Regions from separate parts of the Homo sapiens genome. Here region 1 is linked to region 2. The links are chromatin loops, found by intact Hi-C in ENCODE. Cell type or tissue: heart left ventricle. All regions are shown on one strand. Each heading gives the region's core, and the rest is flanking DNA. Links, peaks and the distances in the headings are about the cores only.

What was found. Hi-C counts contacts between places; a loop is a spot of excess contacts. Peaks named below come from ENCODE experiments on the same cell type or tissue, not always from the same donor. Only the 100,000 strongest peaks of a DNase experiment are listed, where the experiment ranks them.
Region 1: it touches region 2 in a loop (2.4-fold over the local background); 33 of 110 quality-filtered maps call a loop at or near these places.

The regions. Positions count from the first base shown.
Region 1 is chr11:129,980,573-129,995,808 of GRCh38, reverse strand. The region is part of intron 1 of PRDM10 (PR/SET domain 10); the gene reads left to right. Among named protein-coding and RNA genes, the nearest start is that of PRDM10-DT, 14 kb to the left of the region's middle. RefSeq lists a silencer at 1,198-1,357. In heart left ventricle, for the core only: no CTCF peak of the experiment used is centred there; no DNase peak of the experiment used is centred there.
Region 2 is chr11:130,117,424-130,132,659 of GRCh38, reverse strand. It overlaps APLP2 (amyloid beta precursor like protein 2), which reads right to left. Exons shown (of 17, transcript NM_001142276.2): 4 at 11,842-11,954; 5 at 10,850-11,046; 6 at 10,147-10,355; 7 at 8,881-9,048; 8 at 5,830-5,960; 9 at 4,820-4,894; 10 at 3,454-3,612; 11 at 2,494-2,622. Among named protein-coding and RNA genes, the nearest start is that of ST14, 35 kb to the left of the region's middle. RefSeq lists enhancers at 8,435-8,934, 8,935-9,436, 13,691-13,770. In heart left ventricle, for the core only: no CTCF peak of the experiment used is centred there; a DNase peak (open chromatin) is centred at 8,469; H3K27ac peaks cover 1,766 bases.

The DNA.
Region 1 (15,236 bases), core at 4,717-12,716, 140 kb after region 2:
ACACCCGGCTAATTTTTGTATTTTTAGTAGAGACGGGGTTTCATCATGTTGGCCAGGCTGATCTTGAACTCCTGACCTCAGGTGATCGGCCTGCCTCGGCCTCCCAAAGTGCTGGAGTTACAGGCGTGCGCTACGGCCCCTGCCCCTCTCCCCCGCCTTTTTTTTTCAAGATTCTTATTTTTGTGTGCAAATTCTACCATTTTCTTAGAATTGCTTGAAGATTTTGAGGCCAATTTATTGGGGGTTATTTTCAGTCTTTCCACAAACCATGATTACAGGCAGTCTTAATAGAATGTCCTTCTAATAGGGACTAGCTATCATTCCTTTAACTAATTATTGCTCTTTGTTTGACTTTTTAACTGTCCTCTCTGAGACACTTGTTTACGTTTAGTCTTCAACACAGAATATTGACAGAACCGTGTCCAATTTTGCAAAGGAGAGAAAGTAGGTAGAGGTCAGGGAATTATGCAAGTATGGGAGAGGGGTCAGAGCGCATGGGAGAAAAGGGTCTGTATCCTCAGCCCCAGGCAGGGGATGTATATTAATAAGGTTTCAGTCTCTTCCATCATGTATTCATCTTCTCCTTCATTCTTTTTCTCTTGAAGTTGATGAATTGAAAATTATTCCGGACTGTGTAAGTACTTTATCACTGGATAAATATAAGGACCCATGAATGGTAATATTTGGACACCACTTTATGTGACATGCAAGTTCTCTCAAGTACTTTAGTACTGTGGAAGTGTGAGATGTTACATTACTACAAAACAGTAATTCTGGAATTAAAATGAAATTATGTCATAGTAATTGGACTTTGATGAACTTTGTTTCATTTATACATTTTAAGAAAGTTTATGTTGGCCAGGCGCAGTGGCTCACGCCTGTAATCCCAGCACTTTGGGAGGCCGAGGCAGGCGGATCACGAGGTCAGGAGATCAAGACAATCCTGGCTAACGCGGTGAAGCCCTGTCTCTACTAAAAATACAAAAAAAATTAGCCGGGCATGGTGGTGGGCACCTGTGGTCCCAGCTACTCGGGAGGATGAGGCAGGAGAATGGCATGAACCCAGGAGGCGGAGATTGCAGTGAGCTGAGATTGTGCCACTGTACTCCAGCCTGGGCGTCAGAGCGAGGCTCTGTCTCAAAAAAAAGAGAAAGAAAAAAAGAAATTTTATGTTAACTTTTTAATATTTTTTAATTTTTTTAGAGACAGTGTCTCACTGTGTTGCCAAGGCTGGTCTCTAACTCCTGGGTTCAAGCCATCCTCCTGTCTCAGCCAACCGAGTAGCTGGGGTTACAGGTGCAAACCACCACCACCAGTTTCGTTTCTTTTTTTTTTTTTTTTTTGAGGCAGAGTTGCGCTGTGTCACCTAGGCTGGAGTGCAGTGGTGCGATCTCGGCTCACTGCAACCTCTGCCTTCTGGGTTCAAGCAATTCTCCCTGCCCCAGCCTCCTGAGTAGCTGGGATTACAGGCACCCACCACCACGCCTGGCTAATTTTTGTACTTTTTTTTTAGTAGAGATGGGGTTTTGCCATGTTGGCCAGGCTGGTCTCGAACTCCTGACCACCCGCCTCGGCCTCCCAAAGTGCTGGGATTACAGGTGTGAGCCACTGCACCCAGCCCCAGTTTATTTTCATACTTATATATACTTATCCCAAGCTCTAGGTATCTCACCAAAAACTTATACATCATTTACAAAATATATTTTTTTCAGATTCATGGTTTTAAATGGTTATAAACTATAACAGATATAGAAAATTCTAAAACTTTATTGAGTGGCTTTAAATAAAACCTAAATAAATGAAGAGCACAGTGGCTCAAGGAGTGGAAGATTCAATATTGTAAATGTGTCAATTTTCTGGAAACTGATTTATAGATCTAATGTAATCCCACATTTAAAAAAATTAGACAAGCTGATTCTAAAACATTTGCCAAGGCCCAAGAAAAGGCAAAACACTTTGAAAAAGAAAAGTTAGGAAAACCTCTGCTAGAGATCAAGAAGAGTTATAATAATTAAGATAGTGTTGGGCCAGGCGCGGTGGCTCACGCCTGTAATCCCAGCACTTTGGGAGGCCGAGGCGGGTGGATCACGAGGTCAGGAGATCAAGACCATCCTGGCTAACATGGTGAAACCCCGTCTCTACTAAAAATACAAAAAGTTAGCCAGGTGTGGTGGCGGGTGCCTGTAGTTCCAGCTACTCGGGAGGCTGAGGCAGGAGAATGGTGTGAACCCAGGAGGCAGAGCTTGCAGTGATCCGAGATCGCACCACTGCACTCCAGCCTGGGCGACACAACGAGATTCCATCTCAAAAAAAAAGATAGTGTAATATTGGCACTGGGTAGGCTAATAATGATGGACCAATAGAACACCATATGGAGTCCAGAAACAGTATTATGCATAGCCAGACACTTGATTTATGACCTGGAGGCATGGCAGAAAGGCAGGCAAAACAATAACACTTTTAGAATTAATATAGGAAGATACTCATGACCTTAGTATAGAGAAACATTTCTTAAACAAGATGCTACAGGCACTAATAGAATAATGGGCAAAAGTCTTGAACAGCCACTTCAGAAAAGGAGAAATCCAAATGTCTAATAAACATGAAAAGGTGTTCAACCATGTTAATGAAGGAAATGCACATTTCAGCCACAGTGCCAGAACACTGTATACCTAAATTAAAGTTGGATGTTGAACAGTAGGGACTTTCATAGATGGCTGGTACAGATATAAATTCATATGACTACCTTGGAAAACAGTATTATCAAGAAAGTCCAAAACATGCATACTTTAATGACCAGCAGTTCCAATATTAGAGAAATGCATGTGCCTGAGAGAACTAGAAAAAGTATTTGGAGTAATTTATTTTCATAATACTGATTCAATTACTATTTCAGGACTGCTGTGTTGTGTTCTGAACACACAGGTAGCTTTGTTTCTAGAACAATGGTGAATAAATGTTATTTATATTTTCCTTCTGTGCTGAATGTTTATATAGTCCATCCAATGTCTTCTTCAGTTCCTAAAAGAATGCTGGAAACAGAATAGGCATTTAATAAGTATTCTTGTGTTTTAAAAAATTATTTGAATTTTTACAATGGGAGCCCTTCATCACAGCTTTGTAGTTACCTCAACTCTGGCTGTTGAGTAATTTGCTCAGTTAAATCTGTTTGTGGGTGTAGTGAATTACAACCTCCTCTGGTTCCCTCGAGATCAAGTCTAACCTGGTGATTGCGTCATCTGGTGGGAGAGCACGGCTACAACAGCAGGTGGAAACCATGCTCGGGTCCTGGCCACTTTGCCTAGGATGAAAGCTGTTGTGGCAAACAGGGGAAAGAGCTTCAAGCTTTGTAGTAAAAGGAATCTGGGCTTAAATTCCTCTTATCAGCACTGTGACCTTGGAGAATTAATCATTCTTGGTTGTGGTGAGGGTTAATTGAGATCAGGTATTTAAAGGACATCTGACAGTGCCTGGCACGGGATAGGTGCTCCATAAATGCCTGTAGCTATAATTATTACTGTTCCACTAGCTGTTTACTTAAGTAACATTGAATTTCCACAGAATGCATTTCGAATCAGGTGGACTATGATTATACTGATTTTTAAAATAAAGAGCTGCATCTGTTAAAGGATTCTATTTTTGTGGTCTTTAATTCCTTCAGGGAATTTGCAAATGAAGCTAACATGTTGTAGGTACACCTGAGTGAAATGGTCTGGTTAAGCGTTTACAAAGAATAGTTATGGCTAAGATTTCTAAACAGGAATGCTTCTATTTTGTGTCTCCTGCGGAAGAAAATGCTAATCACATAGTTTTTATTTTTGTATTTTTATTTTTTCTGTCACCAGGCTGGAGTGCAGTGGCGTGATCTTGGCTCGCCGCAACCTCTGCCTCCTGGGTTCAAGCGATTCTCTGATACTCCTGTCTCAGCTCCCCGAGTAGCTGGGATTACAGGCACCCGCCACCAGGCCGGTTACTTTTTTTTTTTTTTTTTGAGATGGAGTCTCGCTCTGTCACTAGGCTGGAGTGCAGTGGCGCGATATCGGATCACTGCAACCTCCTCCTCCCAGGTTCAAGCTATTCTCCTGCCTCAGCCTCCCGAGTAGCTGGGATTGCAGGCGCGTGCCACTACGCCCAGCTAATTTTTGTATTTTTAGCAGAGATGGGGTTTCACCATGTTGGCCAGGATGGTCTCGAACTCCTGACCTCAGGTGATCCACCCCTCTCGGCCTCCCAAAGTGCTAGGACTACAGGTGCCCGCCACCATGTCCAGCTAATTTTTGTATTTTTAGTAGAGACAGGGTTTCACCATGTTGGCCAGGCTGGTCTGGAACTCCTGACCTCAGGTGATCTGCCCACCTGGGCCTCCCAAAGTGCGGGGATTACAGGTGTGAGCCACTGCGCCCAGCTGCTAATCACATAGTTTTAAAATTTTGTCAATTTGAAGTTGAACTTTACATATTTTCTGGTGAAATACATCAGTTAAGAGAGAACCCAAGCCTGCAGTTAAGAGTGATCTATTCCCAAAACAATTGTTTAATAATGAAAATGTATTAAAATATCTTTTAATTGAGAATAAGTCTTTTCTGGATGAGACACCTTCATGATCTAAAACAGCCTATGGTCCTCACAATTTAAATAATTATTAACATTTGCATTATACTCTATACTATTGAGCCACATTGTAACAGACATTATCCCACTTTATGTTAGCAGTGAGCCTGTGATTTGCTTGCCTTCACATTCTTTTTCCACTTCAAGAAATGCCTCAGCTAATGGAAGGTACCTTTGAATCCTAGACCAGTGAACATAGTCCTACGGTGGTGGTTTTATTAAGATGGAGGAGGTTGAAATTTGGTAGCTTGTAGGTCTTCATTATATGCCAGTGAGACGGAGTTTTTATGAAGGCAATAAAATGTCAGTATGTTGTCTATCTGAGCTCACTGTCTTTAATAAAATACTTATTTTTCTACCATCTGTGTTTCATATTTAAAGGTATGAGAAACTGAAAATGAAAAAAAAGTGAGGAAAAAGTGAGGACCCGGGCATAGTGGCTCATGCCTATAAATCCCAGCACTTTGGGGGGCCGAAGTGGGAGGATCACTTTGAGGCCGGGAGTTAGAGACCAGCCTAGGCAACATAGCTAGACCTCCGTCTCTACAAAATAATGATAATAAAAACAGGTGAGGACCACATTAACGTGTTTATAGGGAGTGTGAATTGGATATAAAGGGAATTACTTCAAACCAGTATGGTATCAATTTGCTTTTTTTTTTTTTTTTTTTTTTTGGAGACAAAGTCTCACTTTGTCACCCAGGCTGGAGTGCAGTGGCACCATCTCTGCTCACTGCGACTTCTACCTCCCAGGTTCAAGTGATTCTTAGGCCTCACCCTCCTGAATAGCTGGGATTACAGGCATGCGCCACCACGCCCGGCTTATTTTTGGAATTTTTTTTTGTTTTTTTTGTGGTGGAGTCTCGCTCTGTCACCCAGGCTGGAGTGCAGTGGCTCGATCTCAGCTCACTGCAAGCTCCGCCTCCTGGGTTCATGCTGTTCTCCTGCCTCAGCCTCCCGAGTAGCTGGGACTACAGGCACCCGCCACCCATGCCTGGCTAATTTTTTGGATTTTTAGTAGAGACGGAGTTTCACCATGTTAGCCAGGATGGTCTTGATCTCCTGACCTTGTGATCCACCTGCCTCGGCCTCCCAAAGTACTGGGATTACAGGTGTGAGCCACCACGCCCCATGCCTGGCCAGTTTTTGGAATTTTTAATAGAGATGGGGTTTCGCCATATTGCTGAGGCTGGTCTCGAACTCCTGATGTCAGGTGATCCACCTGCCTCAGCCTTTCAAGGTGCTGGGATTACAGGCATGAGCCACCGTGCCCGGCCTGAGTTTTCTTCTTAATCTTGTGTCTGAGGCTTGGTTCAGTCTGTTTGAACTAAAGACTGTATGTTTCAGGAGTCGTAGAGTGAACGAGTAGTTACACTGTTTTATATTACATATTGTAGTGTTAAATTATGAAAATTATGCTCTAGAATGATTTTCCTCTAAGCAATTTTAATAAGTTAAAAAGTTTTCCCTAGTTAAAACATTTTAAAGCACATGGGTTTATTGAGGAAACAGCTTACTACTTAAGATTGTGCCTCTATACATTAACCAGGAGTTTATCCTAACAACTTGGGTTTGTGATTTGTTGAGTCATAGGTACCACCCAGAACCATCTGGAAGGAAAGCTTTTCAGGCCACATAAGACCCACCTGAAAGTCTCCTACTTAATTACTGCACTGGCTAATTCAATAAAAGAGCTTGAGATATTGGGGCTAAATAGTGTTGGGTGCATGGGTGAAACAGGGTTTTACATTGTATCTGTATCCCCCACCAGCTGTCTTGTGACCGAATACTGCTGTTCAGAAGGGAGCTGGAGGATGTGTGCTTGAAGCTTTCTAAATTCATTATTCATAGCTGAGAAACATGCATGCTCAATGACTTTTTTTTTTCCCTCCCAGAGGCAGGGTCTTGCTGTTGGCCAGGGTAGAGTGCAGTGGCATGATCACCGCTCACTGCAACCTCGAACTCCTGGGCTTAAAGCCATCATCCCCCCTCAGCCTCCCAAAGTGCTGGGATTACAGAGTGAGCCACTGTGCTGGCCTGGAATTTGTCTTTCACCTAGCTTTCTATGTTACTCTGGTGCAACCAGTTCATGAAGTGTGGGAACTGTAGACCAATTGAATAAAGTTTAAATTCTTCTACTTTCCCTGTGGTCTTTTATAGCCCCATCCTTACTACTGTTTGAGGCTTGTCTCTCTCATAGTTACTGGTCCCTAAGCATGCCCTCAGTTTCTCTTGCCTCTGGATATTTCTAGAAAGTTTGCATTGACTTGGCCGGGCGCAGTGGCTCACGCCTGTAATCCCAGCACTTTGGGAGGCCAAGGCGGGCGGATCACGAGGTCAGGAGATCGAGACCATCCTGGCTAACACGGTGAAACCCCGTCTCTGTTAAAAATACGAAAAATTAGCTGGGTGTGGTGGCGGACGCCTGTAGTTCCAGCTACTCGGGAGGCTGAGGCAGGAGAATGGCGTGAACCTGGGAGGCAGAGCTTGCAGTGAGCCGAGATTGCACCACTGCACTCCAGCCCAGGCAACAGAGCGAGATTCCGTCTCAAAAAAAAAAGTTTGCATTGACTTAACATCTCCTCTTTTTTTTTTTTCTAAGAACAGCTTTACTGAAATAAAATTTACATACCATGCAGTTCACTTATTTAAGATGTATATGGTTCAGCCAAGTGCGGTGATTTATGGCTGTAATCCCAGCACTTTGGGAGGCCGAGGCAGGTGAATCACTTGAGCCCAGGAGTTCGAGACCAGCCTGGGCAACATGGCGAAACCCCGTCTCTACCCACAATATAAAAATTGCCAGTCTCATAACCCGGTCTCAAATAAATAGATAAAAATTTAAAAATAAAATGTACAATTCAATGGCTTTAATACATTCAAAGAGTTGTGCAGCTGTCACTGTCACCACAATCAATTTTAGAACATTTTTATAACCTCCAAAAGAATTCCTGAACCATTTAGCTGTCACCATTAATTTTTCTATCTCCTCCTAATCCCTAGGCAACCACTGTTTATTTTTTGTGTCTATTAATTTGCTTATTCTGCAAATTAATATTTCATATAATATTTTACATAAATGGAATTGTTCAATGTGTATTTCTTTGTGACTAGCTTCTTTCACTTAGCATAATGTTTTCAGGGTTCATCCATGTTGTATGTAGCATGTACCAGTTCTTCATTCCTTTTTTGTTTTTTTGACGGAGTTTCACTCTTTCGCCCAGGCCAGACTGCAGTGGCGCTATCTCGGCTCACTGCAAGCTCCGCCTCCTGGGTTCAGGCCATTCTCCTGCCTCAGTCTCCCGAGTAGCTGGAACTACAGGCACCTGCCACTGCGCCCAGTTAATTTTTTGTGTTTTTTAGTAGAGACGAGGTTTCACCGTGTTAGCCAGGATGGTCTTGATCTCCTGACCTCGTGATCTGCCTGCCTCGGCCTCCCAAAGGGCTGGGATTACAGGCGTGAGCCACCACACCCGGCGTCTTCATTCCTTTTTATGGTCAAATAATATTCCATTATATGGATATACCATATTTTCTTCACTTATCAGTTGATGAGTATTTGGATCGTTTCCATTTTTTAGCTATTATGAATAATGCCACTGTGAGCATTCATGTACAAGTCTTTTAGGGACATATGCTTTTATTTCTCTTGGGTTTATTACATCTTGATGAGGAATTGCTCAGTCATTTGGTGTGTCTATGTTTAGTCTTCTGTGGAATTGCCGGGCTGTTTTCCATATTGGCAGCAGTGTTTTACATTCTCACCAGTAGTGTATGAGGGTTCCAGTTTCTCCTCATCCTTACCCACAGTGGTTATTATCTGTTGCCATATCAGAATTTTGAATGAAATTGAAAAGATGAAAAGGCACTACAAAAATAAGCATAATAGAAACCAGAGTATCATTAATAAAGGCAGTTTTGTGTGGTTTGTTGACATGGCAGGAAAGCTGTTGCCTTTATTGTTTGAAGCTCTCCAAACAATAAAGGATATAGATCAATATTTTGCTGAAATTGAGGCCAATAAAAGTATTATTCTGAAGCTACAATATGCTGTAATTTTTCTTAGCTGGACAAACCTTCCCTATTAGTGGAGAGTTTATAATCTGTGTGATTTGAATTTCAGGTATATTTTGACTGCACAATAGCAGACAAGAACTTGAGGTGCTTATTTTCATTTGGCTATTCTTATTCCTTTTAACCCTGGGAATGAACATGAATTGATAGGGAGAATTAATAAGTATATATTAATAAATACAAAAACCACAACAATGAGCACTGTTGAGTGTTCCTATGGGCCAGGTGTGGGTTTTCATTTGCACAGTGTACTTCATTTATTTCATAGTTCTACCTTAGGGAATTGGAACTATTGGTCCTGCTGTAACCATGTTATAGATGAAGTCTTGATGCCTTGAAAAGTAACTTCCCTCACCTGGGTCATGGAGCTGGAGCTGGCAGTTGAGGAGTCTCAATCCAGGCCCCCGACCCTAGAGATCTGTTGCCCTCCACGCAAAGTCATGCAGCAGACTTGGTGCAGTGGCTCACGCACTTTGGGAGACCTAGGCAGGTGGATCGCTTGAGCCCAGGAGTTCGAGACCAGCCTGGCCAACATGGCAAAATCCCGTTTCTACTAAAAATACAAAAAAATTAGCCGGCCATGGTGCTGCACGCCTGTAGTCCCAGCTACTCGTGTTTCTGAGGTTCAATTGCTTGAACCTGGGAGGCAGAGTTTGAAAGTGAGCCAAGACTGTGTCACTGCACTCCAGCCTGGGCGACAGAGTGAGACCCTGTCTCGAAAAAAAACCCAAAGCAAACGAAATTCACACAACAGCGTTAGAGGTGGGGAGGAGCAAGTCTGGTCAGTAGCAGGCTGCTAGAAGGTCATGTTAAGGCCCCAGCTATGACATAAGGACTTGCCACAGCCTGCTACTCAAGGGAGCACTATGTGTGATTTCCAACCATTCTTGTTGCCATCCTAAGCCACAAGGACTTGCCACAGCCTGCTACACAAGGGAGCACTATGTGTGATTTCCAACCATTCTTGTTGCCATCCTAAGCCTCTGCCCCCTCCATTAACTAATACAGGTTGGAGGCACAGGGCGAGGAGGAGATCTACATTCTGGTTGCAGAACCACACACCCCAGACTCTGCCACACCACCATGAGCCTGCTGTTAATCCACCACGAGCCCAACACCTCTGTGTACACTAAGAACGGAAGCACTGGGACTAATCTTGCAGCATTGGTATGGGAGGGCCACAGCTCATGAATATGAAAATATTCAGAGACTACATATGAACCTCAAGATCTATACCTTGGGTTATAAGAATTGGACTTATTAAAGAATTTCTTTTATTACTATATATACATATATATATATATATATATATATTTTTTTTTTTTTTTTTTTTTTTTTTTTTTGGACAGGGTTTGTCTTTGTCACCCAGGCTGGAGTGCAGTGGCACAATCTCGGCTCACTGCAAACTGCCTCCCAGGCTCAAGTGATCCTCCTACCTCAGCCTCCTGAGTAGCTGGAACTACAGATGCATGCCACCACACCTGGCTAACTTTTTGTAGAGACAGGGTCTTGCCCTACTGACCAGGCTGGTCTCAAACGCCTGAGCTCAAGCAGTCCTCCCACTTCGGCCTCCCAAAGTGCTGGGGTTACAGGCATGAGCCACTGTGCCCTGCCCAATACCATATTTGACTTACAGTGCGTTCTTTGCATTCACAAAGACTGGTTTTGATTTTGTGTGGCTTGGGAGCAGCTGAGTTCCATGTCCCTTGACAGTTGTATTGTACGAGATCATGTCATCTATCAATTGCATTTTCCCCCCATAGTGTTGTTTGTTCTTTTCAGCTCATTAAAATTCAGTTATAAACATTGAGATATATATACACATATCTATATATATGTATGTACACACACACACACACTTTCTTAGCTGTGGAACAGTTAAATACCATTATTTTTAATGGCAATACTGTTTTTTGTTCATGAGAGTTCATCCTAAGAGGGTTTTGGGAAGTAACAAATTAGCTCCTAAGCAGAAGACTGCACTATATTCATTCCAGATGGCCTCCTGGGCCGGTCATGGTTGCAGGTGCTGGGGACACTCCCTCATCAGCTCCAGTGAGGTGATGCTCCTGCAGCGGCCTTCCAGCAGGAGGACAGGTAGTGCACACATACTGAACTCGCCTAACTGACGGTAAATGCTTTGCAGAGTATTACAGCAGAATCCCATGAGAAAGGATGATCAAAAAAGCCTACTGAGGAGGTAGCATTGACCCTGAGATCTGGATAATGAGAAGGAGGTAGGTGGTGGACAGTGGCGGAGAAAGCATCCTCGCAGAGGAGATGGCTGTTGCCACCCTAAAGGCTGGATGAGCGGAAGGAGAGTTTGAAGCCAAAAACAAGAAAGAGGACCCAAGAGAGCCCAGCAGCGCGACCTGTGGAGGTCAAGCCACCAGAAGAGGTTGCAGAGGTGTTGCCAGGGAGATGGGAGAAAAATCAGGAAGGCGTAGTATCAGGAATGAAGGGAAGAGATTTGCAGAGGGTGTGAGTGCCATGTGAGGTCAGGGAGGATGAGAGCTGTGGGGGAGCGCTGGATTTTGCAGTAGACACTCTAGAATGTGCCGTCTCAGGGAGTGGTGGGGATAGAAGCCCGAGTAGGGTGGGCCGAGGCCGAGGCAGGGAGGGGACAGTGAGGCCGTGGGGCTGGACTGCAGGCCGCGCTGCAGAGTTTCAGTGTGTGCTGCAGAGTCTCAGTGCATGTGGGGAAGAGCAGACAGATGGCAGGTAGGTGAGCAGGAACGCGGGCTCAAGGGAAGGTTTTGTTTAATGTAAAGATTTTGTTGAAATATAAGTCTAGAAAAGTACACAGTTTTTTATTCTAATAAAGATAGATTCTAGCACATGCTAGCTGGTGCGCAGAGAAGGCCTGGAGGGTCCCAGAAGGCCTGGTGCCAGCCACCCAGTGGGAAGGCCACCTCCGCTGAGCGAGTGCGGTGAGGACAGGGTGCTGATGTGGGAGCTGAGGGAATACCTGCCTGAGGGGCTCTCTTTTCCCAGGGAAGCGTGAGGCATCAGCTGGAGTCAGGATGGTGGAGGGGAAGCCTAGGGGGAAAGAGGAGGGAAAGGAGTAGTCCTTTTTGGAGACAAGAATCCAAAGTTCATTCCAAGGCAGAATGGGCGTGGGAGCCAGTGTTGAGTGCTGCTTTGAGATCAGTGGTCCTGAATTTGAAGGGAGATCCGGCAGCATTCATGTCGGGTTCCCTCCGGTGTGGGTATGGCAGAGAGTCGGTGAGAGGACAGTGGTCACAGGAGGGAACATAATGGCGGACTTCGGAATCTGATTCAATAGCAATGTTCATGTTGCTTTCCTCTAGGCTACCTTGAGGAGTATGTTCTTCTTATAGTTTAGTCTAGTGCCATACTTAGGAAGTGGGAACAAAGGTCTCTTCAGTTTCACTCCTTTCAGTTAGTCTATTCCATCCTAAGCCTTCTCCTCTCCTGTATACACTAAGCTAACTCTGGAAAAATTACCTCACTAGGAGTGAACCATTACAGTGTAATATTTTGTCAAAATAAAAATAGATTTTTAGGCCGGGCGAGGTGGCTCACGCCTGTAATCCCAGCACTTTGGGAGGCCGAGACCGGCAGATCACAAGGTCAGGAGATCGAGAGCATCCTGGCTAACACGGTGAAACCCTGTCTCTACTAAAAATACAAAAACAAAATTAGCTGGGCGCGGTGGGGGGCACCTGTAGTACCAGCTACTCGGGAGGCTGAGGCAGGAGAATGGCATGAACCTGGGAGGCAGAGCTTGCAGTGAGCTGAGATCGCGCCACTGCACTCCAGCCTGGGTGACAGAGCGAGACTCCGTCTAAAAAAAAAAAAAAAGGAGAAATAAAAAGATTTTTAGACCAGGCGTGGTGGCTCATGCTTGTAATCCCAGCCCTTTGGGAGGCAGAGGCAGGTGGATCACCAGAGATCAGAAGTTCGAGACCAGTCTGGCCAACATGGCGAAAACTTGTCCCTACTAAAAATACAAAAAATTAGCTGGGCGTGGTGGTGCGCACCTGTAATCCCAGCTATTCGGGAGGTTGACACAGGAGAATCACTTGAACCTGGGGGGCGGAGGTTGCAGTGAGCTGAGATCGTGCCACTGCACTCCAGCCTGGACGACAGAATGAGACACTGTCTCAAAGAAAAAAAAAATTTTTTAAAGACTTTTATTTTGAGACAAGGTCTTGCTTGTTGCCCTGGCTGGAGTGCAGTGGTGCCATCTCAGCTCACTGCAACTTCTGCCTGTGAGGCACAAGTGATCCTCCCACCCTAGCCTCCTGAGTAGCTTGGACCACTAGGTGTGCACCACCATGCCCAGCTAATTTTTGTATTTCTTGTAGAGATGGTTGGGGGGAGGTCTTGCCATGTTGCCCAGGCTGATCTTGAACTCCTCAGCTCAAGTGATCCTCCCACCTTGGCCTCCCAAAGTTCTGGGATTATAGGCGTGAACCACTGCTCCTGGCTAAAAATAGCTTTTTGATTATTAAGAAAATACAGTTTGAATACCATTGAAAAGTATTCAGAAACCATCAAAAGTTATAAAGATGTAAAGTTACTCAAATTTAACTTTTCAAAGGTAACCGTGGTTAACATTTTGGTGACTCTTCCCTAAGACATTTCTTTGTGTGTGAATGTATATGTATCTTTCTACATCATAAATAATTAAATTGGCGAAACCTCGTCTCTACTAAAAATACAAAAAATTAGCTAGGCGAGGTGGTGGGCACCTGTAATCCCAGCTACTTGGGAGGCTGAGGCAGAAGAATTGCTTGAGCCCGGGAGGCAGTGGTTGCAGTGAGCTGAGATTGCACCACTGCACTCCAGTCTGTGTATACACACACACGCGCGCACACACACAGACACACACATTTTTTTGAGACAGGGTCTTGCTCTGTTGCTCAGGGAGAGTGCAGTGGTACCATCACAGCTCACTGCAACCTTGACCTCCCAGGCTCAAGCAGTCCTCCCACCTCAGCCTCCGGAGTAGCTGGGATCACAGGCACATGCCACCACACCCAGCTAAATTTTTGTAGTTTTTGTAGAGACGGGGTTTTGTTATCTTGTCCAGTCTGGTTTTGAACTCCCAAGCTCAAGTGATCCACCAGCCTCGGCCTCCAGAAGTGTTGGAATTATAGCTGTGAGCCACTGCACCTGGCCATATTTTATAATTTTTTTATGAGGATAAAAAAGAAAATTTCCATCAGGGGAATATTTATTTATTTATTATACTTTTTTTGAGATGGAATTTAGCTTTTGTTGCTTAGGCTAGAGTGCAGTAATGCGATCTCGGCTCACTGCAACCTTCACCTCCCAGGTTCAAGCAATTCTCTTGGCTCAGCCTCCTGAGTAGCTGGGATTACAGGTGCCCGCCACCATGCCTGGCTAATTTTTGTATTTTTAGTAGAGACGGGGTTTCGCCATGTTGACCAGGTTGGTCTTGAACTCCTGACCTCAGGTGATCTACCCACCTCGGCCTCCCAAAGTGCTGGGATTGCAGTCATGAGGCACCGCACCTGGCCCATCAGGGGAGTATTTAAATAAATGATTGGCACATCTGTACGTTGAAAGCAATGAGATTACTGCAGAGACTTTCAGTGTCTGAAAAGGTGTCCACAGCATACTGTTAAGTTAAAGTATATTTCTATATTTAAGATAATGGAAAAAAAAGTATGATTACATTTCTCCATGAGTACATTTGTATATAAAGACAGCTAGTTTATGTGTGTTGTGTTTATATATGATAGATCAGTGGAAAGACAGACACTAAAACGTCAGCAATGGCAATATCTAGGGAATGGGTTGGGGTGGGAGAGAGGGTAACTTTTACTTTTTATTTCAAACAATTCTGTACTGTCAGAATTTTTCCCCGATTCACTGTTTTTTTAGCGTACTTATAGGTATGTACAACCATCATCACAAACAATTTTGACACATTTTCATCACCTGAAAAAGGAACATCATAGCCCGGGCACAGTGGCTCACGTCTGTAATTCCAGCACTTTGGGAGGCCCGGGCAGGCGGATCACCTGAGGTCAGGAGTTGGAGACCAGCCTGACCAATATGGTGAAACCCCATCTGCACTAAAAATACAAAATTAGCTGGGCCTAGTGGTGCGTGCCTGTAATCCCAGCTACTCGGGAGGCTGAGGCAGGAGAATCAATTGAACCTGGGAGGAGGAGGTTGCAGTGAGCCAAGGTCGTGCCACTGCACTTCAGCCTGGGCAACAAGAGTGAAACTCTGTCTCAAAAAAAAAAAAAAAAAAAAAAAAAAACCAGAAATGTCATACCCTTTAGCTATCTCTCCATCTTCCCATCCTCTCTTGACCCTAAGAAATCACTAATCTACTTCCTGTCTTTATAGATTTCCCTGGTTTGGACTTTAAAAATAAAATATGTGGTCTTTTATGACTGGCTTCTTTCACTTAGCATAATGTTTCAGAGTTCAGTTATGTTGTAGCATGGATCAATACTTTGTTCCTTGTTGTGGTCAAATAATAAATATTCCATTGTATGGATATACCACATTTCGTTTATGCATTTGTCCACTAATGCCACGGTCCC
Region 2 (15,236 bases), core at 3,867-11,866:
CCTTTTCTGAATGCAAAAGTTCTAAGGTTATTCATTATTTAAAAAAAAAAAAAAAGGCCATTAGAAGTGGTCACTATTTTTACAGTTTTCCAGGATGGAAGTGAAAGGTGACGGGCTAGCATCCACCCCAATGACACGGCGAGGTGTGTTGCTGTAGCTCCCACAAGCTTTTCAAGCTAAGTCATCCCCGCCTGGTTAGACCTGCAATTACCAAGCTTTTCCTAAAGAGGGTGCTGGAAACCAGTGGATTAATTATGTGGGCCTGAAGCCATTAACATGAAGGATCAAAATGAAAAAAAAAGCTAAATGGAAAGATGCTTTTATTGTAGACTGACATCTCTCTGACCTTTCAAAGCAAGGATGAAAGCAATTTAATTTTATATTTGCCATTCTGTCAATCAAGGAAAGCACAAGAGTGAGTGCCTTGAAGAAAAAATGCAAATGAAGCCAAAATGCAACACCCACGGGTTCAGCAAGTGTTGTCCTGCTACACCTCCCAGAGGAACCGGGAGCCGTGTGAGACAGGAAGGTTCATACACTCACAGAGGACAAGAACCACAGAGCGGGAGACTGCAAATTAGTGTCTCTACAGCAAACCATTGGCTATAGTATGGGGGTAAAAGCACCATCTCACTCATATCCAGACAAGCAGACATGGCACAAGTTACAACAGGCTGAATATCTGCAAATTTTTCTGGTGTTTAGATAACAGAATAGGGAACAAGGCAGAAGGTAAGCTTTGCCAGAATTAAAGCTAAGAGCAGGTAGTAAGTAGCAGACAGGAGAGCTGGGTTTTCTCCCCAAAGGTGTTTAAATGGGAGCATTCTACTTCCCACATTACTTGGTGTGGAAGCTTGATCTCACTTGCAGGAATTCTCTATTAATTTAATATACTGATCAAAATCTCTCCTTCCCTTCTACTCTCACACAAAACTGGCTAGAATACAACACGATAATTTAATTTTAAACCAGAAAGTTTGGAAAGTGATTAAGTCTTTTCAAAAAATCAAGTAGACCCCAAGAGCCTAGGCCCTGTCAAGATGCATGCGTTTTCCATCCAGGCCTCTTGGACTTTCTCCTCTTCTGCTACATCCAGCGTGAAGCAAAGTCCTGAGCTCCAGGCCCACACCAGATGCCCCTTAGGGTCTCCAACCCAGCCCCTTTCCACGTTCTTCCCACTCTTTAGAAGCCTGAGTTCTTTTATTCCCCAAAACAACCAGCTTCTGAAGTGAACTCTGTATATCTAAGAACACCTGCTCTAGGCTGGGAGTGGTGGCTCACACCTGTAATCCTAGAACTTTGGGAGGCAGAGGTGGGCGGATTACCTGAGGCCAGGAGCCCAAGACCAGCCTGGCCAATATGGTGAAACCCCGTCTCTACTGAAACTACAAAACTTAACCAGGTACTGTGGTGGGCACCTGTAATCCCAGCTACTTGGGAGGCTGAAGCAAGAGAATCATTTGAACCCGGGAGGCAGAAGTTGCAGTGAGCTGAGATGGTGCCATTGCAACCCAGCCTGAGTGACAGAGTGGGACTCCATCTCAAACAAACAGACAAAAAAACACCTGCTCTTCACCTTTACAGTTATTATCTCTACACTAGCGTGTGAGCTGCTCAAGGGCACTCAAGGGAGTCAACCCGGCAGCACTGAATGCCAGTGTGGAGTCTGGCACTGAGACAGACCCCCAGCTCCACAAATGGAGCAGCTCAGCTCCAATACTCCAAAGGCCTTTAGGCCTTTAGGCACATTACCTTTTCATCTTCACACTCATAGCAGCTGTGGGGAAGGAGGGTTTCTGGGCTGACAGGCCAGCACCCGTGCAGTAAGTGAGCCCATGTACCCTGACACTCACAATCAGCACAGCACTGTATTTACAATATGAGAGGAAATCAAGTAAGATCAGCGTTGTTACTATAAGGCCCTCTAGGAAAACTAAGGCTGAGCTAGGAGACTTCCTGGTTTAAACGGAAGCTAGCAGTCTTGTAGGCAAGCTCATTTTTATGAATACAAAAAAGTAAAACTCAAGTTAATATATGAACAACACCAATATTAGAAGTAGGAACCAGAAACAAACCTCTGTAGATGAAAGTAAAGCTGGACAAAACCTAGGAATGTAAAAGTGTCTGTCTAAACAAAAACTATACTGCACAAAACAAGAGACCAATTTTTAAGATCTGCTTGATAAATATACCTAGAAAAGGATCTTGAATATTGGTTCTGGCAATACCCTAAATCAGAAATAAATGATATAAAAAATTCAGAAATTGTTTAAGTATAAAGCAGTTAATATAAAAAAGTATTTAAAAAGATGTTTTAAAAACAGTGACCTTGCAAAAACCAGTTCACGTACCGAATGTCTTCGGAAATCAAAACTCATTTTCTAAGGACTAGTAGCAAATGCAACTAGCAGTGCTGGTCAACCATTAGTCAAGGCATTATGTTCCCCACTGGAAATGCCCTCACGGCAGCAATTTCTACTACATCTACTGTACCTGGGATTTCATCTGGGCCGCCTTTTCTGGGTCAACAGCCAACACATGCTGGTAATGACGGATGGTATGTAAGCGATCTTTGTTCTCAGCACGGACATAACGCCGTAAGGCCTGGAGAATGCGATGAGGCTGCAAGAGAGAACAGTTGTTTTAATATCCAGAGACTAGAGAATTGAAAATAGGCAGGAAAACAAAAGCTTAAAAAGTTCACTTAAGAATGTAAAGCTCAGCTAGGCACAAGAATGAAAGCTGTAACTGGAAGGCTTTTTTAGCTTACCAAGTAACAAAAAAACTGTCTAGGTAAAATAGCAAAACTAAGTTCCAAAGTTATACTGGCTCCTTAACATACAGTATTTTCCAGAATCTCCTGCCCACTCCCGTTCTCTTCTGATCTGTCCTTTTTCCTGGCTCAGCCTCTGACACCTATAAGCTAGATAGTCTCCTGTGTCACCCAAAGAGAGAAGACTTTAACCGGCTTACTTAAGGACACAAATATCCTCCCAATACTTTCCATCCCCCAAAGCAAGGCAGGTTAGTGTTAAGGGACAAAATCATTTGAGACCACTCACACAAGAGTTTCAGAAGAAATTACTTTACCCCTTTCTTCATAATCTTATTTATAATGTAACTTGTTCAAAAGTCTTCATGAATAGCATGTTTTCATTCTTTGAAAGGAAGTTCAATAACTGGATAATTACCCATCAATTTCGCGAGGTTATACTTTTCCAGCGTAAAACACTTTCACATCACAGGTGGTATACGCAGGCATAAAGCGATGTCATGCTTAGCTTATATACACAGATATTAGAATGTAATACCTTTTCCTCCCTCATCATCTTTCCTTAGCTTCAGCTTTGCCAGAACTTGTCATACAAATGTCACTTTTACTGACCTGAGTGTCATACATTGGTCCCCTACATATACCACCTCAGGGCAGGCAGTGCTAGGGGCAGGACTCACCCGTGGCGGGTCAGACTGCAAGGCAGCCAGGTAGTTCTCCAGAGCCATCCGACGGCGGTCATTCAGCATAGCTTCCACTCGGGCCAGGTGGGTCTCCACCAGCTGCTGCTTCTCACTGGCTGCTTCCTTCTCTAAAGCTTTAACCATGGCTTGGAAGTGCTAAACCAAGAAAGCAGGAACCACACATGATTTGTGGCACCCAGAGGAAGCCTAAGCAAGCACCCTGAGACCCCAGTGCTTCTCCTGTCAGTGCCCATGCGAGACAGTAACAGGTTCGGAGAGTGGAGCAAGGGTAAGATCCAAAGTCTACTTCATCCTACCTTCATTCTACTTCTATCAGGAGAATTACTTCCTTCTTTAAAGAGAGCAAGTTAAACCTCAGTGTCAAAGGGCCTCCTTAGTATCTGTGTAACTACAAGTGCTAGTGCCTGCAAGCCCAAGGCCTGGTTTCTCAATATGCACTATAAAAAAAGAACACTGTCCTTCCCACATTGCAGCAAGGCACTAACTTCCAAACTCTGAGACCACTGACCAATGGGAGTTATGTGGTAAGTTCTGTTGAAGTATTCCTGTCATTAGGTTAGTGCAAAAGTAATTGTGATTTTTGCCATTACTATCAATAAAGTCATGAAGGGCAAGTTATCCGTGAGGTATCCAGCCAGGTTTACAGGTACAGTTTAAGCCTGCTGAACTACATTTCCCTGAACAAGATGCACTGACTTCTGTAGGAATTAAAACTGTTAGATTTTCTAAGTGATCAATAAAAAAGCCTTTTAAGATTATTTTTAACACTTTATTAAAGTGTTACATTAGGAGGAAAGGCATTTCAGCTAAACATAAAATGATTTAAAATTTACAAAATCAGTTTTGTAAAAACCAAATCAGTCCTGGAAATTGCTATCCCTATTCCTAGCAACACTCTTCTACTGAAGGGGAATGCAGTTTGCTGCTATGATTTTAGTTATAGTCTACAAAGTTAGAGATGAATTGTATCAGAGATCTTTATTTTCTATCCTTTGACTTTCAATTAGTCTTAAAAAAAATTCAGTACTGCTGAAAAACAAGTCACAGTCTAAGACTGAAAATGGCAGAGGACTTTTGCCAGGAAAGCAGAATTAACGAAAGGCAGCTGAGCTAAGGTTACCTTCTGGCATGAATTAGGTGTGCTCTGGTGGGGGTTTGGTTTCCTTCTACCATAGGTTAGCAATACTTGAGGTGAAAAAGAAAAACAGGCCAGTTACAACTTCCTTGTAAGCCCTCACCTAAAAGGAGGTGGTGTCCAATCCTAATTTCGTTGGGAATGGGGCTCTGACCGTATTTTCCAATGGTCAGGCTGAAAGCTATGTCCCCAGAGAAGGCATCTTACCTGAATCAGAGTCTGCCTCTCTGCTTTGGGGAGGTTCTTAGCTTGAAGCTCTGCCTCTTCCCATTCCTTCTTTACCTAGAACAAAGGTCAAAAACGCCGTCAGCAGTGATTAATACCCCGAAACAACTCCTCCATTTGCTAAAAACACTGTCAGATGCTAAATCTCACAGGAAACTGCAAAAGGAAACCAATCACACAATCTCTTAGGAGCTTAGCATTGTTACTGCCTCAGAAGGTTCCAGGCCTCAACTATCCCCAGATGGAGCCTCAATTCCATGACCTCTTTGTTACATAACCTTGAGTAAGTTATTTAAAAGTCTCTGTGCCTTAGTCTCCTCACCAAAAAAATTGAGGTTAATACCTACTTTTCAGAGCTGATGTGGATAAAACAATAAGCATTTTGCAAACTGTAAGCCCAACATGGGACTGTGTGGGATTTGGGGTGGAGCTTAGGCCTAGCAAGGCATTCCCTTTTCAATTCTCTTCAATCCTGAGTAAATCCAGAAGAAAAGTTGCACTTTGGTGTTCCTGCTGCTCTCTTATAACCCTTTTAAAGGAAAAGAAACATCTCTGAGACTCAGAACCTTCCAGAGACAGCAGTATCTAGCTAGCATGTATTAGTACATGTTTGCTTTCATCTAATATATTTGTATGGTTGGTCACTTTCTTCTCACGGCAAATGGTACTAGCTTTTTATTGATAACAGTGATATAAAGTTTCCTTCTTTAAAATAAAGAAATTTTAAAGCAAGTTAATGGCAAAAAAAAAAAAAAAAAGGGCAGATAATGGTATAGGAAGTGCTCAGAGGATAATTATATTATATATTATCTGGATGCAGGTGGTGAAGAAGTCCACCCAGAAGGCAGCTCCACTGGTAACTCTCTCCTGACTCACCAGTCCTTATACATCAGCATGACAATCTAGGGAGAAGCTATTACTTTTCTTCAGCTATGAGAACCATGCTACCCAAAGCCAAGTACCATGAAGATGAAGAAATTGTCAAGGTTTACCCTGTCCATTCGGTTGCGGTGCCGAATCTCCAGCTGCTCCTTAGCCTTCTGGAAGCGAGCATGCTCATTATCATCTGCAGAGGTCTCGAAATACACATCAACATCATTGGTTGGCAGAGGAGTTGGAGGAACTGAAACAAAATTACAGAGGGAGTTCTCTTTGGGATCAGATGCACTGTGCTCTAGGAAGAAAACCCAGCTCAGGACCTGCAGGATGGACTCAATTTGTTTTGTGGCATTCTCTAAGTGCAGGGTGCTGCTATCTGCCAAGACTTCACTTGGTTAGATTACAGTGGGCAATCTTCCTTACACAATATTCATCAACCATGTCAGCCCACGCTAATACAGCAATTTATTGGCAGCTTCAGCACCAGTGAGGCATCTACTTAAGACCTCAGGGCTGAAAAAGAGGTGGTTTCTTCTATACCTTCCCTTCAGTGCTCGAACCCTGGAAACCTAAACAATAGCTACCTTATTGCTCGTAACTGAGCATCTGAACAGAGACAAGGGCAGGAATCAGACCCTGTAGAGGCACTTTTATGCAATTCCTTATTTTTAAAGAAATTTATTACTCAGGTACCTCTGCTCTTCTGGCTATCTTTGAGTCTTAATTTACAACAGAAAACAGGCTCAAGTGAATGTTCTTTGCATATACGCTGGGTAGAGAAAGTCCCCATCACTCCAGCTATAATTTTGAGTTTTCAGTATCAGTGAAGGACTCTTAGCCCCACCATCAGTGACAGAACCAACAAGGATAAAACTGAGTTGCTCTATTTGACAAGGACACCTTTCACCGATATGAAGATAGGGCTTTTTGATCCATGACACTGACCAATAGGGCTTCCCAAGCGTTCCCCAGAGCACAGGCCCATTGGAGCACCCCCGACTGCTGGATGGGCATAATCTCTCATGGGGCCCAAGCAAGTCTCTGCACGATGGAATTTAGCCTGATAAGGGAAAGGACTGAGATGACAAGTTTACTCAGTCAGCCTCTCAAGACATACCTAAGGTAACACTTACTAGCCTAATTCATGCAAGATTTCCCAAGCTGGTGTGGACTTGCTTGATAGATTATGACACAATTTCAGAGCTAAGTGGAGAGTGAATGCCAAGGTTCAACTGATTTTTAATTCAGAAGCAAATTCACCTAATTTCTAGAATTGTATCATTTTAATACATTAAAACAACCATATAATTGATGAATACAGCTACAAATTAGCCAGCCAGTTCAACTTTTTTCTGTCGGAAGCATCTTTTATTTGCCCATTTAACAGACCTAAAAACGACAACTAAAGTCATGAAGAATATGAGCCCTACATAAGTTTTAAAAGGGTGTCAATATCCCACTTTCAGATTAACTAAATTAGAATCGATAACTTGGTAAATGCCATTCCCCAAGACACTCGCAAGTTCAGTGGAGGAGAATTTCAAGCACTGCAGTCCATCATGCGGATCAGTGACACATGCCTGTGCTATAAAGGCCTGAGCGCTGGAGACGGAGCCTTTGGTTCACATTGCTGGACTGGAAAAAGGGAACAGCAAACACAGGCTGCTTCCAGCCTCCCTGGGACCAGAGTGGAGAGGACAGCGGGCCGAAATGCTTTTTTCTGAAGACACCCTCGGTCCCTGTGGAATCACCCACTCATGAAGCCGGCACATCCGCCAGCCTCAGCCCCTTCAAAGAAGAACAAAAACGCTCCCACTGGAAGTAAACTTGATGCTTCTCAACCTGCAAAGCCCTCCAGGCAGAGGCCCCACAAGAACATGAACACAAAGCTTCTCCGAGGCAAATCTCATCCAAGCCACAGCAAACGGGAGTTTTACAGACCTGCCACTCCATCATGTCTCACAGCACCACCCAGCTGACCCTTCGGGTAGAGATCACCACCTCCACACTCAGTGGGATTCCTCAGGCTTCAGTCCAAGTTTTACAAAGCAGTAAGTATCACAATAATTTCTATTTCTAAATCTTTCCTGAAAACGCAAAGTTTATTCACCAAGGTTCCCTAAGGCCTCCTTTTCTTTCACCTTTCAACTGTTACCGAATAAAAACAGCTTTCCTGGAGCTGGAAGGGAAGCACTCAAGGCACTGCCATATTACATTAAGATTTGAAAGATCTTTTGGTAGAAGGAAGGAAGAGGGAACATGAAGGCATGTGAATGAAAAACCGTCAGAAGCTATAGCCAAATTCTTCATAGCAAATTATTACTCCAACAAATTCCAGAGTAGGAACCAAGAAAAACTGTCTGGCCTGAGGATTTTCCTAATGTGTAGGTTAGTGCTGCAAGGTGAGAGACTGAAGGTCTTAACGAGAAAAAGGAGTAGCCATGGAGAAAAGGGAAAACTCTTGGTAGAAACTCTTTCTACCAACGTCCAGCATAAACCCAACTCAACTGAACCACTGACCTTCCTGTCACACCAAAGCACACACCAACTGAAATCCTCTCACTTCCTAAAGCTGTGTGACCCGGTTGCAAAATATTGAAGAAACAGAGTGAGTCACTACCACTTGGCTGCTAGCTCTCTCTAGAGTGCATTATGCAAGATATTTCAATATTCTAGACTGCCCAAAGTACTTCACTGTCACTCCTTTCGAGAGGAGGCGCCCCATGAGCTGGCATGCATCACAGGGGTCAGTGACAGGGCAGTTCAAAGACAGGAATGTTCAGTGCCTCTAAGCTAGAGCCAGCCCAGGGGACAGCTGCCTTCCCCACCAATACTACAGTGGCCTGGGGACCTGCAGACTCCAAAGCCAGACAAGAAAGAACAAGCCCCTGGCTGTGCTGCCCGCTATACCAAGGTGGGTACGCACCATCACCACCAAGCACCACCAGACACACGGTGAGCACAGGACACGAGAACTGAGCTTACCACTGCCGGCAGGAGAGCAAAGCCTAGATCTAGAAAGCACAAAGATGAGGGGAAGACGACCGACAGCAAACACCCGAGTGGGCAGGGACACCACACAGATGCAGCCACGAAGACGGCAGGGAGACGGACGCCAGACAGGACGGTGCTGCCGCACGGGACCAGCGCGAGGCAGGACTTACTCATCGCTTTACACACAGCCATACAATAATCCTCAGACTCAAAATTGTTCCTGTTGCCGCCGCAGCCACCATATATAAAGCGCACGCACTTTCCCTTGGAGAGGTCGAAGTACCAACGAGGCATCACGGCCCGGCAGGGCCCCGTCATCGCCTCCTGGGAGCAGACAGCTGTGTGAAAATGGTCAGAGTGTCAGCAGGACAGAGGCAGTGACGTCAAATGCTTCAAAATGCTACAGGCTGGCGAGCTGGGGGATGGGCTGGGGGAGGCCTGAGACTGGACGGAGCCTGGAGGCCCGGTGGCCGAAAGCTCCAGCTCAGGCCAGCCTTGCTGAGGACAAGTTGCTTCCCCACAGAGTAGAGACATTTAGGAACTGGGATAAATATTTTTTTGGCACCCTCTGGAGTCTAGATCTGAGTTTAGATTGACGTAGAGCAATTCCTTTGTCTCACAGCTGCGAGAGCCTCACATTTCTGATCTGTTCAGTGGAGGTATCTGCCTAGTTTGTCTATTCAGGAGACAGTGTGAGTGGAAAGGCTGCTTTAAGTGGTGATACCCGTAGTAAAGACAAGCACCTAGAACGGACAATTGTTTCCCACTTTTATGTTCTCTAAGGCAAATCACAAACTTCTCAACTGGTTAAGTAATTTCCCCCAACTTGGGTCCTAAATAATTCTTCGCATCTTAATTGGTTTCAAATATACGATCAGCAGGAGGCTGCATGTTAATGGCTCTGGAACTACTGCAACCTTTTCGTGTTTTAATTGGCAAGATGAGAAAAAAAAAAAACTGCAGGCCCCAATCTGTTACCAGCAGGTCAATAAATTTCACCCTCCCAACTAAAACATCTGGACAAATAGGGCAGCCTACAGATTAGAAGACAAGCAGGAAAAGAAAAACCAAGAAAACCATTTCTATTCTAGGAGGCCAGAACTTGAGTGGTATCGAAGAGGGGAGCTCCCCTTGGGGAGGGAACATTTTAGGATGAATGTGGAAGAATCCTGCTGAAGGGCGGACTACGTTGTCTCTCTTACTCTCTAGTCCCCGTTCTCTAATTCAATCCTACATCTCTCCCTGGATGTGCCTGCCTGCCCACTTTGTTAAGACGGCACCATCCCATCACTGCACTGGAGAGCTGAACTCACCTTCAGTGCAGAGGTACCACACCTTTCCTTCTGTGACTGACTTACCTGTGACAGACGCAATGCAAAAGTCTAAGTGAATAATTACCACATGGATTTCAAAGCCATGGCTCTACATGGGGTTACCTTTGACATCATGAGTAATTTCCTTGTCTGACATGGTGCCGTCGCTGCCGGGTTCAGTAGGATTCTCCTCATTGTAGTCATCTCCTTTGAAGGTGTCATAGTAGTAATCTCGGTCCTCCACCACTTCCTCCCCTTCTTCCTCATCCTCATCATCCTCATCCACAGCTGCTTCTGTGAAGTCTTCCAGATCTGCTTCAGTAGGAAATTCACTGAAGGCCAAAATAGAAAAAAAGGAAGGTTAATAGCTCCTATGTGCAAAGCACAACAATGGGTCCCTTCTCTATTCTGAAACACAAAAACAGAGGCAGGAAATAAGCTCAACGCACATTTCACCGTGCCACTAAGCCCTGGGGCCCAGCTACATCAGCAAACGGGAAGTATTTGTGAACATTTGAATCTAATCATGATACAACAATAAGACAAATCCAAATTCAGGGATATTATGTTAAACAAATGACACGGACTCTTAAAAAATATCATAGTAACCTGCAGAAAATAACAGCTCAGAATGATGTAAACACAAAAATCACAGGTACTCCTGTGATTGGCAATGGCTAGAATGAAATGCAAGCTTAATCAACTCTAGCAGAACAAAGGAATGCCCAGTTTATCCAGAAGTGAGGGACTAGCAGCCAACAGCCGTCTTTACAGAAGGGCTAACAAAAAGGCAAAACGACTTCACAGTTCAAAGTAGAAGAGTTACCTTTTATAAACATCATAGTCTTCCTCTTCATCTTCCTCTTCCTCTTCCTCTTCATCTTCCTCTTCCTCTTCTTTTGACACAGATCCAATAATCTTTGTCTGAGGGCAGCACACATATTCAGTGCCATGGAACTGGTCTACCCCACATGGGAGCAGCATGCCGTAGCTATATAAGGTCATTCCCTGAGTCAGACATGCCTAAAAGAAACCCACAGGCCACATCAGAACATACTCCAGAGTAAACGTGGTCAAATACACTCCGATCTCTACCCTCCAAAATAAACCCTTATCAAATCACTTAGCAATGCTTTCTCTTATGAACACATACATTTTCTGTCAAAAAAAAATTGTAATAATATTATTGTAAGATTTATAAATTTTAATTTACAATGGGGAAACATGATCTGGTCCAAAAATACTGAAATCCCAAATGTGGAAAAAAGTCAGGAAGAGAGCATTTTTTTCTAATAATGACTAAAGCCAGATAAGGTGGTCAATGTTAATAGATACTCACCACTGGTGCAAGCACTACTTCAGTATTTGACCAAAGGAAGATTACTGACCAAAGAGCAGAGCCAGCCTAATTACAGAAGACAAGAAAGGGTACTTCTTGCCACCAGAAAAGTGAGATGGCATGCAGTCCTGCCTGTGCATATGTCCAGACCTATATTTTCTATCACTGGCGATTTCCATGCCGGCCTTAGGGTTAGGATGGTTTCCTGGGAGCCTCACCAGCAGCATACAGTATTCTCGCTCAGCCACCTCCTTAACATCCTCAACTTCAGGAGCTGACTGTCAACACTGAGCTCTCCTACACAAATACCTACTTCTCTCCCAAATATTTCTAACTTATAAGACAGAAGTAATTGTAAACCTTAAGGAGATAATGGGGGAAACATAACTAACTTAAAAGCATGGTGAGATTTGGAGAAAAGTGCTACTTCCCTCCTAACAGATACAACAGCAGCTGACTTTCCCCCCGAGTTCTCTTACCTCTTTGACTACCGTGTGCCAGTGCTGGTGATTCTCACACACCTCCATCCGCTCTTTGTGGAAAAACTGGCACTTTTCTGGAACTAGCAGGACATCACTTACAAATTCACCCACTGGAAAAGAGAATCTTTGTCAGAGCGGATCTGACCATGATTTCAAGGTGAAAATGCCCCTCACTGAAGTTTATGATGATAGTCTACACAGCCAGGAGCAGTCTCATGTATACGAGCAGATGCACATCTCGTACCTTCAAAGGCTGACTGGATGGTACAGTTCTAGCCAAGCAGCCACAAGAACTCACCAATCTGTCAGAGCCATGATGCCAGGGACCTTTTAAAAGCCCCCTGACTGCAGTCCCACTGCAGGGCTACAGCAACACGTGACGGGGAATATAATAGGATCACCTCCATGCCCGCCTCAGACACACACAGCTACTCTCCCCACATGGCTCTGCCTTCCTTATTCCTGCCCACACCTCTGTAATCAAATGCCCAAGAAACTAAAACCAGGTGTTCTACTCAAGTACAGATGAATCTTTAGACAAAACATGATGTAATAATTGAATCCAGTAAGAATAATCAATGATTAATTACAAAGGGGCAAAGGTGTCTTTACGGTGGGAAGCCTTGGCAAACTACCTCAGCCAGATAACCAATTTAACACCACTGATAACGAGCAAACTGGTGTGTGTGATGTCCTAAAAATAATATATCACCTACACAGTATTTCTGCCAAAATATATTATCATTTGAATCTAATCATGCTAAAACACTAAGACAAATCCAAACTCAGGGACATTACATTAAACAAATGGCATGGACTCTTAAAAAATATCATTGTCATGAAAGTTTTTGTTTCTAAAGAAAGACTAGGGAACTATCCTAGATGAAATGTAGTATGTGATCCTTTTAAAAAGGAAGCTATAAAAAACACTAGTTGGACACTTAGGAAAATTTCCAAACATGACAACTGTATTGTCATTATATATAGAAGAATGTCCCTGGCTCTTAGGAGAAACCAGCTGAAATACTTAGAAATGAACTGTCGTGATATCCCAACTTACTTTCAAATGGTTTAGCAACACAAAAATATACATATAAGATGCAGAGAGAGAAAAACATCAGGTAAAACTGGAGAATCTAGGTAAAGGGTACAGAGATATTCACTATTACATTTTCTAAAACTTGTCCCAAAAAGTCGGGAGAAAGATACACATAGCTGTTTATTTACAGGGAAAAGATGGTATGTGATTTGTTTCCAAATAATCAGGGTTGTGAGGGAGTGGGCCTATAGAAGGTGGAAGAGTGGCTCATGAACTGATGGTGGTTACAAAGCTGGGCAACCAGTACGTGAGGGTGAACGGTATCATCGTCTCTTGTTTGGCCATGTTTGTAATTTGCCACAATAAAAAGTTAGAAATATACAACACATCACTGGATGATCACCCCAAGACTCTGATCAGTAGTGTAAGGTAAGGCTCAGTAATCTACACTGGGCATACGTCTGCCATGTGCTCCACACAGTGTAGAGGGAGAGGAAGAGAGGGCGAGAAGGGTGCTTAGCCCAGGAAGAGATGCAGGAAGCAGTGGCAGGAAGATGCAGCTGGCAGACTAACCTCTGAGGTTAAGGGGGGAAAACCCTGAAAATATCATGAGAAAGTAATGTGGTCTAAGAAAGGGCTTAGGGCCCAGCTAGTGGGAAGTCTACACAGACCCACCCAGCCTCGCCATCATGGATGAGTCTCTCAGGATCCTCTGCCTTGGGCCTCGGGCGCAAGCACTGAAGTCAGTCTTTCTACCGCCCCAGTGGTAAGAGAAAGGGAGTTGCTGATGTGTAAGTAGGGGAAGATGGGCTCCTGACATGACAAGCTGTAGCAGTGTAACAGTCCCCCCACATGAAAACTGCATTACAAATGGCAGTCAGGTTTCTCAGCACTGCTAGCACAGGGACTTTGGGATCACACAGCTCAATGTGACACTGAAGCAGGATTGCGAAAGTGAGCCTGACATGCTGCTTACCCTTGAGGACCCCAAAGGCTCTAGGGGAGGCAGTACCTGCAAACAGGCTTTAGCAATCAACGAGACTTAAAAGCATTGCTTAAAAATAGCAAAAATACCAACAGTAAGCTAGAATCTGCCTCTACGAGAATGAACAACCCTGATACTCAATCTAAGTAGAAATTACTTCAATTCTGACATCCAACCACCAACTCACATGGTTTAATGTGATTATTCTGAATTAACTAGGCTGTTTTTGTTCATTTATGACAAAAAGCAACAAAAGTGGATGCTAAAGGAAAAGTATATGCAGGGTTGAATGCTAGGGTTCAATCTCAGCACTGTCATTTACTAGCAGAGTAACCTTAGCCAAGTTACTTAACCTTTCTGTCCCTCGGTTTCTTTATCTTGTGGGGACTAAATGACATAATCTATACAACAAGAAAAGCTTAGAACAGAAACTATTGTTCCACATGTGGGTTTGTTGTTTAAAATAAAAACAGAAACTGACACCTGGTAGGCACTATTGATGTTAATGTTAGTGAAGTCTTGAGGAACTAGTTTTATACGAACTATTCAACCATACTCATAAAGCAATGTATATTTAAGCAACAGTTAATGCACTTTAATTTGTAAAACCTCACTTTTAAATGTGCAACTGCAACATCAAAAAAATTTAAAGCAGCAATTTCACTACTAATCTATATTCTATAGAAACACAACAACTATTTTTTTTTTTTTTTTTGAGATGGAGTCTCGCTCTGCTGCCCAGGCTGGAGTGCAGTGGCGCAATCTCAGCTCACTACAAACTCTGCCTCCCGGGTTCAAGTGATTCTCCTGCCTCAGCCTCCCAAGTAGCTGGGACTACAGGCACGTGCCACCACGCCCGTCTAATTTTTTTGTATTTTTAGTAGAGAGACGGGTTTTCACCATGTTAGCCAGGATGGTCTCGATCTACTGACCTTGTGATCCACCCCGGCCTCGGCCTCCCCAAGTGTTGGGATTACAGGCGTGAGCCACTGCGCCTGGTCAGAAATACAACCTTTAACTCAATCTATACAACACCTTGGATAAACTAAAAAATGATGTAAAGTAAAAGCAAGCTGTAAAAGGTCAGGTACAGTATGATGCCATTAATGTAAATTTTAAAACACAAAAACATTGTTTATAGATGCATGTAAATGTTGCAAAAGAACTGAGACCAGCCTGGCCAGCATGGTGACACCCCACCTCTACTAAAAATACAAAAATTAGCCAGGCATGGTGGCATGCACCTGTAATTCCAGCTACTCAGGAGGCTGAGGTTGCAGTGAGCCGAGATCATGCCACTGCACTCCAGCCTGGGCAAGAGACTCCGTCTCAGAAAAAAAAAAAGATGGAGATGAAGCAAACATGACA